2 separate regions of the Mus musculus genome follow, and region 2 is linked to region 1. The links are chromatin loops, found by intact Hi-C in ENCODE. Cell type or tissue: gastrocnemius. All regions are shown on one strand. Links, peaks and the distances in the headings refer to the core of each region. The heading gives the core; the rest is flanking DNA. Region 1 overlaps Acsf3 (acyl-CoA synthetase family member 3). Region 2 overlaps C230057M02Rik (a long non-coding RNA gene).

Region 1 (5,370 bases), core at 295-5,294:
CTGTAGACCAGGCTGGTCTTGAATTTAGAAATCTGCCTGCCTCTGCCTCCCAAGTGCTGGGATTAAAGGCGTGCACCACCACTGCCTGGCCTTTCCTTTTCTTTACCTTCTGTTTCTGATACCCCAGTGGGTGTAAGTGCTGGTTGCTCATCGATAGTCTGTGGCAGCACAGCTAGCTCTGGGTGGGCACTGGCATCCTCTAGTAATTTGGCTAAGTTCACCCACTAGTTCAAGGACATTGTTTGACTTCAGGCTGTAATATATTAGGAATTTTCACATATGCCTCACGTTTTTTGCAAATAGCCCTTTTATTTCTTCTTTTCAAATTTTCATTCATTTCTTTTTTTTTTTTACACTATTTCCCCAGTTAGGTTTTACGTCATTGTGTCTCATAGAGGCAGGAAAATGGGCATACTTTGTGTGTGTGAATGTGTGTGTGTGTGTACTCATGTCTGTGCCCATGTGTGTGTGACACAACATACATGTTGAGGTCAGAAGACAACTTGTAGGGGTGGTTATCTCCTTCAGAGATGTGTGTGTGTGTCATGTGGGCACATCATGAGTTCTAGACCAGCCTGTCCTACAGAACAAGACCCTGGCTCAAGACAAAAAGTGGAAGGCTCATACTCTAATAGCAAGGAGAAGTGTAGACTAGCGGACATGTTCAACAGCAACACCATCGTTCACCACTGGCCTCAAGCATTACAGCCAAGGTGCAAGTGTATGTGCTGATCTTACATAGCCAGTGTATACAACATAACCACAAACAGCAGCCCCATGGTCAAGACACAGTGTCCGTGACAATGCTAGAGGAGCCACACGTTCTACTTGACATCCAGGAACTTGGTCCATTGGTTGGCCACTCTGAACCAAGCTGTTGTTCAATAGGTCTACCTATTGAAGGTTGTGATTTTCAAAGATTTCCAACTATCTGGTTTCAAAAAAGCCACCTGCCTGGGTCAGCAGTGGGGTAGAGGAGCTGTGGAGAGCAAGTGCTGCCCTGCTCTGACCTGCATGTCTCCTCCCTTCTGCAGGTGACTCCAGGGTTCGAGGAAAAGGAAGGGGAGCTGCTGGTTAGGGGACCCTCGGTGTTCCGAGAATACTGGGATAAGCCAGAAGAAACGAAAAGTGCTTTCACTTCCGATGGCTGGTTCAGAACAGGTAGGACAAAGGCCTGAAGTGGCAGAGGGGACTGCGGTGGAGGTGGGTCTGGTCTGTGTTGGTGTCTCTCGGCCTGTGCATTCCAGAACCTCCCACTGAAGGCGGAGGCCATTTGGAGGCTGCTATCTGACACCCTGTTGAGTGCCTCAGCCTCCTGCCAACTACTGGAGAGGGTCTGAGACAACTGCCCTAGAAGGAGCCTGGAGCCCTGTCCTCAAGACATAGGTAGCGTCTACACTGTCCCTCTGCCTGTTGGCCACGTTTCCAAAGCCTTGCTGATACATGATGATTGTGGTCCTCCTGCCCCGGTGGTCAGGCCTCCTGTTCCTCTTGGGCACCCCACTGCTCCTGTCCACACAGCCATCTTCTTGCTCTGTAAATCCCCCTTCCCACCGTGGGGTCAGAAGCAGGTTCATTTACTGTGATTTGGTTTGGTTTAGGCGTTAATGTGCATATTCCAGTTGGTCTCTTCTGTGTGGCCTGCGGGCTCATGGTGGGGTGAGGGCAGTAGCTCACGCAGGTTGGGAGACACTCTGCATGGCCTGGAGCTTCTCCACCTGAGCACCAGTCCTCCTGAGAGCCCTCCGTAGCTTACGGGAACCTCATGTTAAGGACAGTGGGTTTTGGCTGAAGCCCATCGACATCACACAAGGCACTGACCTCAGGAGGTAACGCTCTGGTCACTCTTCCTTTTGCCCCTCAGTATTCCTGACACTCTGAGAATATGCTTTCTTATCTAGTTCTTAGGTAATACTTTTCAAAAAGAAAGGCCTGCTTCTCAGGTGACATCCTGACCCACGTAACAGAGGCGGTTTAGACCATGTTCTTTTGGGAGGCAAAGCCTTTGGGGGCCATGGGCCCTGGCTGGGTACTGTGGCTCAGCTGAGAGAAGCAGAGTCTGTAGGGAAGGAGGAGACAATCTATAAGTTTGCCAAATGTGACCCTCAGTGTGGTGGCCCTGGAAGCATGTGTTGTCCTGGCTACCTTGGGCCAGTATATTCTAGCTCAGTGGGGGCATCAATCCAACTCCTCCAGGGAGTGCCCAGGGTCCACAGTTGAGACCCACAAACTCACGGGCATGCCCTGTGGGCTCTGCAGGCACCACTGTTGCAGGGTGTCACCAGCTCGGTGTTGGAGAACCTGATGTGATTATATTAGTAGATCAGGGATGGACAGTGGTAAGCAGATAACCACAGCTCCTCAGTGCTCCCTCTGTGAGCGTCCTGGTTAATGCCAGCTATCTGGAGGAAACAACCCTCCTGCCATTGTCCCTCCAGTGCAGGATTTGGGAAAGCCTGCTTTTGAGTGAGTCCTGCGTTTACAGGCCCCTCCAGCAGCCTTCTGCACAGTCCCTGCAGGGATTCCAACTTGCTTTGTGGTCACCTTCTTTTATGTTTAGGTTTGGATAAAAGGCTGTGTTCTTCCCTTTAAAAACACAGGGAGCAAGCCCTATAGGTTTTACTGATGTTGGGACTCATGGAGCCCTGGGGTGCAGCAGGAGCCACGTGGGCAGTGAGCGCTCCCTCCGGGTGGGCCTTTCTGCTGAAAAGGAATAGCATGCATTAATTATTGTAAAGAGATGTCTTCAGGAGAAAACGATTTTGAAATTCAGTTTAATTTCATTGTAACGTGCTGCAAACAGGAAGGGAGTGTGTGTGTTTAATTGGCTCTCGGGGGTAAGGCCGGGAGCTGGCAAGCCTTTGTCACAGGCCATTAGCGATACAGGCTGCATAATGAGAGCGCGCAATCAGCTCGCAGCTGCCGCTCCTACGGGGAGAGCATGATATTAAGTAGAAATCAGGATAAATTAAACTTAACCCTTTCCCTAGCTGTCCCTCCTGCCACTTGGATTGTGGCACAAGCTGGAGAAAGGCTGCCCTGGGCTCTTGGGAAGAGCTCTTCCACAGCCTCTCCCAGGCCACCCTCTGGGTCAGGATGAGAGGACAGTGGCTCCCTGCTTACCCCCTGCGCCCACTGTTCCACCATCTCCCCCTTCCTTTCTGTGATTATTCATGCCCCAGGGAGTATGCAGAGGAACTCACAAGGTTGGTGGTGACTCAGAAAGGAGCTAGACCTCCCTTGCTGCCAAAATTAGTCCTCCTAACTCTGTGACTTCCAACAAAACTGTTTAGAACACATGGCCTGCCTGGAGTTCGGGGCCCAGGCAGGCTGTAAGTAATAGGTAAGCCTAGAGTCTGGAGTTAGGCTGTCCTCGGTGGGTGATGGGAGGGACCAGGAATGCTCCTGTGCCACCTGAGGACCACCAAGGCTAAAGAGCCAGTCACCCAGGTCCCTACAGCAGAGAGGATGGAATCTAGGCGCTGAGAGTTAATTCCATTAATGTGCACAGGAACCAGGTGTCATTACCAATAAACCTGCAAGGGGCACGTCAGCTGGGGGCACATCACCTGGGGGCACGTCAGCTGGTGGAGTTCCTTAGGGAACAGAATTCTGATCTGAGGAAAGTCACCAGCAACTTGTAAGGCACAGAAGGAGGAAGGAGAGGTAAACACCTTTACTCTTCCAGAACAAGCCTACCATGTCCCGAAATCCCTCCTTCAGATCTGTACCCTACTTCATGTGTGTCTGTCTGTTGGGGCTCTGTTGTGGTCTGTTGTATGTGGCTGGCTTTGGGGACTTTGCCCTTCCCTGTTGCTCTACACCAGGCCACCATGGGCTTTTGGAGGACCCAGGCTGCAAAGTCTCTTAAATGCATGGCTGTAAATGGTTTTCAGATGTAAAAACCTGTTGCCCTTTCCCCATACCCTCCATAGGAATGGTAGCATGAGTTAGGACCTCTGAACCCTGTGCAATGGGCAGAGGCTGCTTGTCTGCCTGCAGGACTAGAATCAGCCAAGATCTGGGCTGGGAGCCAGCCTTGCCTTCATGCCACAGTAATTACACATGGTGGGCAGTTTGTGCTATTCTGTGCCGTGGAGAGAGCAGGGCACCAGCAGGGAGGGCGGGAGTTAACAAGACCCCAAGGCACCGGGTGTTCTGGAGGGCTGGAATCATGCAGACAAGCTGTGCTGCCCCTCACTTGGGTTTCCATGGGGACATGAGACATGCAGAAGCCAAAGCTTAGCCTGGAAGAGGCCACCCACTGATAATGGTGCTGTCCACCACCCACCACATAACCTGTGCTGAGTAGGCAGGCAGGGAAGTGAATATCCCTAATTGAGCTGCTATTTGAGCAATCTTTCTCCTCTGCTCTCCATGTGTGCCAAGTTCTCCATGAGGCTCTGTGCATGCTTGCTTAGGGTTAGGACCCAGTGCTGCTAGGAGGCTCCTTAGCTCTGTCAGGTGGCTTCTCCAGTTCGACCTCTAAAGGTTATCATTCGTTTTTAATCAATTGTTGATTGATTAATAGTCTTCCCAGAGACTCCTAGGCTGTTCCATGCTGTCAGCCAGTGGAGGTGTGTATGGGTCCTCATTCCTGACGGCTGAGCTTCCTGCCCCTGCCTTGCTGTGACTGTCACCTGGGAGGTTGGGAAGGCACTGGTACCATCCTGACTGGCAGGCACAGGAAACGGGGGCACCTGGCACCCTTTGTGCTTTGTTCCCAGTGCCAAGTCCCTGGGCTCAGGTGCTATGTGTGGACGAAACAGGCCAGGTCCACATGACAGTGGCCTCATCCCCCTGGTGTGCGTGAGGGCTGACAGTGTGTGTCCCTGGTTTGTTCCTGCACAATGAGCTGGAAATCCAGGCAGAAGTTTGCAAACTTTTAAAAATCTGAGTTATGTGTCTATCCATGGCTTAGACCTCCACAACCCAGCCAGCCCAACCCTAGCCCAGAAGACCCCCTCCCGCCCTCTCTCTCCCCCAAGTCTTGTTGGTGGCTTCAGGGGTGCTGACCCCCTTCACAGAGGATGACCTGACTCACACTCTGCCTGCTTACTCACACCCTGCCATCCTTTGGTGGACCCCACTCCCACAGGCCGTTCCCACACTGGTCAGTCACGGGCAGTATTTGTTCTGCTAAGCTCGGGCTGGTGGATGCTGCCTGCTGGTGCTGGAGAGGCCAGGCTCTGCAGGGCTTCGGGACCTGTTGTCCTTCCAGGGGAGCTGCACTGCTTCCCAGAGCATCTAGAGCCCAGGCCCTGTAGTGATGCACACGCGTGCACTCTTTGTTTGCCACATGGAGCTCCCGCCAGGCTCTCCAGTTCTTCACCACCTGCCTGTCTGCTTTCTGGTGTTCAACTTCTGACA
Region 2 (5,370 bases), core at 271-5,270, 76 kb before region 1:
TCAGATGTGGTTGGGGAGACGTCAGGCTCCGGTTGGAACAAGGTGGGGGCTGAGTGGGTGGAACAACCACATGTGTGGCTGAGCTGGTGGAGCACCCCCAGGCTCCAGGCTCCCCCAGTTGCAGAATCCCACCACCTCTGAGGGTTCCTTACGATGCATCTGCAGCCATGGTGGCCATGCATCCTGCCCAAAAAGGAGAGGGCATCCAGCTCAGGAAACCCAAAGGGAGAGATTCAGAAATAGAGATAAATAGAAAAATAATTAAGTCAAATCATAAACAAGTGTGTTGGGAAGGTTGTCATAGTCCTTAGCTATTTCTGGGTGAAAGTCCCTTCCTGGAACTTGAGCAGGGCCAGCATGGGGACTGGACGCTCCTGGGACCTAACCTACAAGTGACTGGCTGCTGTTTCCTTGCCTATCAGGGGATCCCTAGTCTATGCAGGCTAAGTCCTGCTCTCCCCAAAAGAGGATTTCTCAGAAACATATACATTGTCATGAGGCCTGCTTGGGATGGCCTGGGCTTGTGGCCTGCAGCTCTAAGTGAACTTTAGCCCCACAGGAGCTGGGCAGGAGCTGGGCAGGAGCTGGGCAGGAGCTGGGCAGGAGCTGGGCAGGAGCTGGGCAGGAGCTGGGGAATCTGAGATTCCCCCCTTGGGTCTGGCAGATAAGAGCTGGGTTTACTCCAGGCGACGTGGCTTCTTGGCTCTTCTTTCTCAGCCTGTGTCAACTTCACATCAAAACTCCGAGTGACTGTGCTTGCTGTCTCTCCTCCGACCTCACCGAAGATATTATCCTTTGCAGGGCCATCCTGCAAAAATACCATGATTGGGTGATCTTTTTAAAGGAGATGAGCTCACCCAGAGCAAATTTGGACCATACGTAGCTCAGTGCTGGATAGCTTGTCTATATGCACCAGACCCTAGGTTCAAGCCCAGCAATGCAGACCCATTAAAAAAAAATCCCAAGATACAACAGAGAGCAAATATGGAAAGGTGTCTGGAAACCACCCTATTCCCCATGTGATCAGTATAAAGTTCCCAGGTCAGAACAATCTACTAGAAGATCACTCCAGGGAGCTGAAGACCCCAACTTCATGAAGCATATTCCTAAAATATTTCAATCCCAAGTTTACTTCCTTGGCAGGAGTCAAAATGAATCTGCTGATTGGGTGAGGTATGTGTCAATCATCTAAGGATCCTGTTTATCCCTGGGAATGGGGTAGGGAACAAATAATGTGGGATAGGGGCGGGACATTTGTGGGCAGGGCCTGAGCCAGCTGCTCTTCAGGTGTGGTTTCAGGTGAGGCTCAGAGCAGGTGAAGCCAGGCTGTGAGAGCCAGGAGGGCAGTGGGGCTGGCTCCTCACCTGCCTTTCATTCTCTTCCCATAGGCAGGTGGGGAGCAGTGGGGTTCACATGGTTTTCAGGGTGGGGGAGGGCGCTGGGGACCAGGCCTGACTTCTGTTCTTAGCCAGAACAAAGACATCTGTGCGGGCTCTGAAGATACCTGCTCTTCGTCTGGCCCCAAAGTCCTTAGGTTCCAGGTAGTGACAGAAACACATATTGAGCAGCCTTGCAGCCAGGTGACTGCTGTGCACAGCTGAGACACTACGAACTAACCATGCTCCAGGCACATGCCTGGACCCCAGCCAGACACTGTATGACGTTCCATACAACCAAACACACAACATCTGAAACCTTCACCTGCCTGCTGGTTCTTTCATTCCTCAGGGCAATGCCCGTCACTATCCCCATAGGGTGCACTTTTGTTAAAGACTGATGAAACTGGAGGATAACCCCAGAAGGATATGTTTATCCCTCTACTTCCTACCCAGCCACAGATGTGAACTCACTTCACCCCTAGAGGTCATGGTTGGCAGGGGATTCTAGCAGAATGCAGATGACATGGATAGGCAGGGAAGACAAGCAGAACGCAAATGACATGTGTGGCTGTTTCTCCTCTAGCCAACAGCTTTCTAGAATGGAGGGACACAGTGTAGCCCCTGTGGCCTGCGAACACGTGTGCCCATCACTCTTAGCCCCCCTGGTCCTGGCTATACGGTTCTGACGTTGTCATCGTTGATCTGTGGCAGTGTCCCTCCGAAGGTTGGGCACCTCTGCTGGACACTTGAATATCTTCGGTTGGGTCTAGAAGTTCTTTCTGTCTTTGGGGTCCTGATAGTTGGAGGGAGTAAGTGTCTGAGGTATGCGTGTGCCCCATTTCTTTACTTACGCATGCCAGTTCCCAGATCCCTCACTCTCCACACCTGACTCCCCTAAACAGACATGTGCTAGCTGATGCGTGTTCAACCCCTTGCAAGGAGCGGCTGCAAGGTCAGAGAGGAGCCGTGGCAGCACGCCAGCTCTTCACTGGGCACCCACACTTTGTGCTCCCAAATAAGCAGCTTGTTGTTCTATTAATGCCTTGTGGAAAATGTGAGGGGAAACAGAACCCCTCTAACCACTACAAGTGTGAACAGAGAATCTCTGTTCGCCCCACCCTGAGACCTGTGTGTCTATGTTCCCATACACAATGCCCTGTGTATACATGTTCCCATGTTCTATATCACTGTATGTGTGCATATGCACACATCTCCTCCACATACATACTTCCCCTCCAACACACATGTATATACACTCTCCTACACACACCCCCAAACCACATACCCCTCTCTTTACCACACCCATTACCCCTTTCTCCTTTCTTTCTCTCCCTCCCCTCTCTCCCTCCCCTCCATCTCTCTCTACCTCTGTCTCCTATACTCATTCCAGAACTCCAGCCCCAAGGTTGAGCAGTGGCATCCTTAAGATCTCCCCTGGGCTCCCTGAAGTTTCCCTTTGTCCTTTATGAGGGTGGGTGGGTCTCAGTTCTTAGGGGAGCTGAGATCTTTCAATGCATAGGAGAGGGGAGGGGAGGGGAGGAGAGAGGAAAGATCCCTGGACCTGCCCAGAGTCCCCCTGGCAGCCCCAGCTTTCTGCCCCTCATTCTCAGACCACATTCGCTCCAGCCCAGGGATGCAGTGGCCCCAGCCCTCCCCACCGCACAGCTCCAGGCTGACTCTACCGCTGCTGCCCTGCATTCCTGTGTTCAGCAACAGCTGGCTGAGCCTAATTAAGCCCCACAGTGCTGGTTCCACCTGGTGAAGGATTAACAACAACAACAAAACAGCAAACATCAGAGGAGGGGTGGTCAGGCCTCCTGCTTCTTCCAGAGCTGGGGATGGGGCTGCAAGCCTAGTCTCCCCCTTTTCCTCTGTGACATCCCTGAGATGCACACTGTCATCACTGAGTTCAGGAGAAGCATCGCCAACCTAGGGATGGTGGGTCTTAGCCTGCTGGTGTCTGTATATTTCTCTGCAGGGCAGGCAGCCAGTTTACCCCTCCAAGGTGAGCAGACTCCGGCCACAACTTAGCTTTCCACATGCATCTGCTGAGGAGTGTTGTGTGTGGTCATGTCACCACCCAGCTAGTGGGCATGTTTATGGTCTGCAGGGTCCAGGCAGATGACATGTGAGCAGAGTCTAAGATCCCCCCACCACGCACACACACGCAGGGGACAGCCATGGATTAGCCTTGGAAGAAGCTGATGCTAGACCCCTCCCCATCTATGTTCCAGCATCCTGTAGGGGCTAAAAGCAACGGTGGTGCTGGATTCAGGACCCCTGAGCAAGTGGACAGAACTGAGCATGCTCAGTGTCCAGTGGATCCCATCACTCTTAAGTCTGTGCTTGGCAGTAGCGGCTCCAGCAAGGTCCTGAGCCTCCATGCTACAGGGCTGGGGCATAGGAAGGCTGGCCATAGTTATAGCTGCAGCCATAAAGGATGGGGTTACCTGAGCCAGGTTGAGTAAGAGTAGGGTTTTCTCAGGTACAGACTCAAGAGGTGGCTAGAGAAGAAGCCACGGCTAGGGGCGTTCCAGGTTAGTGTGAGTAGTCTTCAGAATGCCAAACTCAGGCCAACAGATGTCAAGGTCCCCTGTACACAAAGACTGGTTCCTCTAGAAACTTTATTTATAATGTGTACACACCTGCTTCCAATGCAAGCTTGAGAAATGTCACAAGACAAAATATCAGTTGTAGAAACAGCAGATTGTCTACGCCATAGATTACTGCACTCTGTCGAGTCCAGGGTCCTGTTCCGGGTTCCTGGAACTTAAAGCAACATGGGAAAGAGGAGGGACTTATTAGCTGTACGTTCAGATTTTCACAGTTTCGTTTTATGTTGTGTTTTGGTAGGAGACTGGGGAGCTTTGGTGGATGGAGCTCTGTTAGCCGTGGAAACCTCAAAAGCGACCTCAATCTCTGACGGTGACAAAATTACCCAACCTCCTTCAGCGCTAAATGTATTGAGATAAAGTCAAAATGTCACTGCACCTTTCTTCTGTTTGCCTTTGGGGGAAATCTTGTGTATCCTGTCGCTGCTGGATGAAGGGTCCTATCACTATCAATGAGGTCATGGTGGTTGAAGCTCCTGTCTTCTCCCTACTCTCCCCAACCTCCTGGTTTTTCTGGTTCTATATTTGACGGGGATGTTGGGACTCCCAACGGTGGCTATGAGTTTCTCTGTTTCCCTTTGGATTTGTGTCATGTGTTTTGAACTTCTTAAGAGCAGGCCCCATGGCTCTTCTTCTGAGTTCATAACTGGTGTGTTCCTCTCCAACTCTATTAGGATTTCTCGTCTGCAGGCTACTCTGTCTACTCCTAGTGTAACCGTCCCTCATTTCCTCCCAATTTTTGAAAAGTGGTGTGTGTGTGTGTGTGTATTCACACGCATGTATGCTCAAATTCATAGCATGTGTGTGGAGGTCAGAGGACAGCTTTCAGGGGCCACGTCTCTCCTTCCACCATGTGAGTTTGGGGAATCACACTTAGGTTGTCAGGTTTGGCGGCAAGCACCGTTTCTCACTGAGGCATCTGACTGGCCTTCCTTTTGTTTCTTTTCCTTTCTCGTGGTACTGGGAATTCAACCAACCCGGGGCTTCTAACATGGTAGGAAGGTTGAACCAGACACGCTGGCCCTTCGACTTCTGCTCAGATATTAACCCATTTATATTTAATTTAACTGTTAACACGGATAAGCTTAAACTATCACGCTGTTGGTTTTATATACAAAATTGAATTTTGTTTCATATTTTCCTTCTTGCCTACTTGAATGATTTGATTATTCTTTAACATTTGGTTTATTCCTCTTAGCTTCTTTTATTTTTGGCAGCTGCTCTAAGGATAATGATATCTTGATTCTGGACTCACACCCCATCTCTAGATATGACCTCATGCTCTAGAAGGAGATGCTATTGTAGTGCCTCTACCCTCCTGTCCCCTGTTGAAAGCGCACATGCCTCTTCTGCAGATGCCATACTTCCCACCGGACACT

Evidence for each region. Peaks named below come from ENCODE experiments on the same cell type or tissue, not always from the same donor. Only the 100,000 strongest peaks of a DNase experiment are listed, where the experiment ranks them.
Region 2: a loop joins it to region 1, with 7 times the contacts of the local background. A loop is called at or near these places in 3 of 42 quality-filtered maps.

What each region holds. Positions count from the first base shown.
Region 1 is chr8:122,801,481-122,806,850 of GRCm38, forward strand. Acsf3 (acyl-CoA synthetase family member 3) reads left to right here. Exons shown (of 10, transcript NM_144932.4): 7 at 1,035-1,161. Among named protein-coding and RNA genes, the nearest start is that of Gm35466, 19 kb to the right of the region's middle. In gastrocnemius, for the core only: no CTCF peak of the experiment used is centred there; DNase peaks (open chromatin) are centred at 2,953, 4,054 and 4,685.
Region 2 is chr8:122,725,747-122,731,116 of GRCm38, forward strand. C230057M02Rik (a long non-coding RNA gene) reads right to left here. Exons shown (of 4, transcript XR_001778694.1): 3 at 4,025-4,148; 4 at 1-808. Among named protein-coding and RNA genes, the nearest start is that of C230057M02Rik, 24 kb to the right of the region's middle. In gastrocnemius, for the core only: no CTCF peak of the experiment used is centred there; a DNase peak (open chromatin) is centred at 2,350; H3K4me3 peaks cover 176 bases; H3K27ac peaks cover 1,029 bases.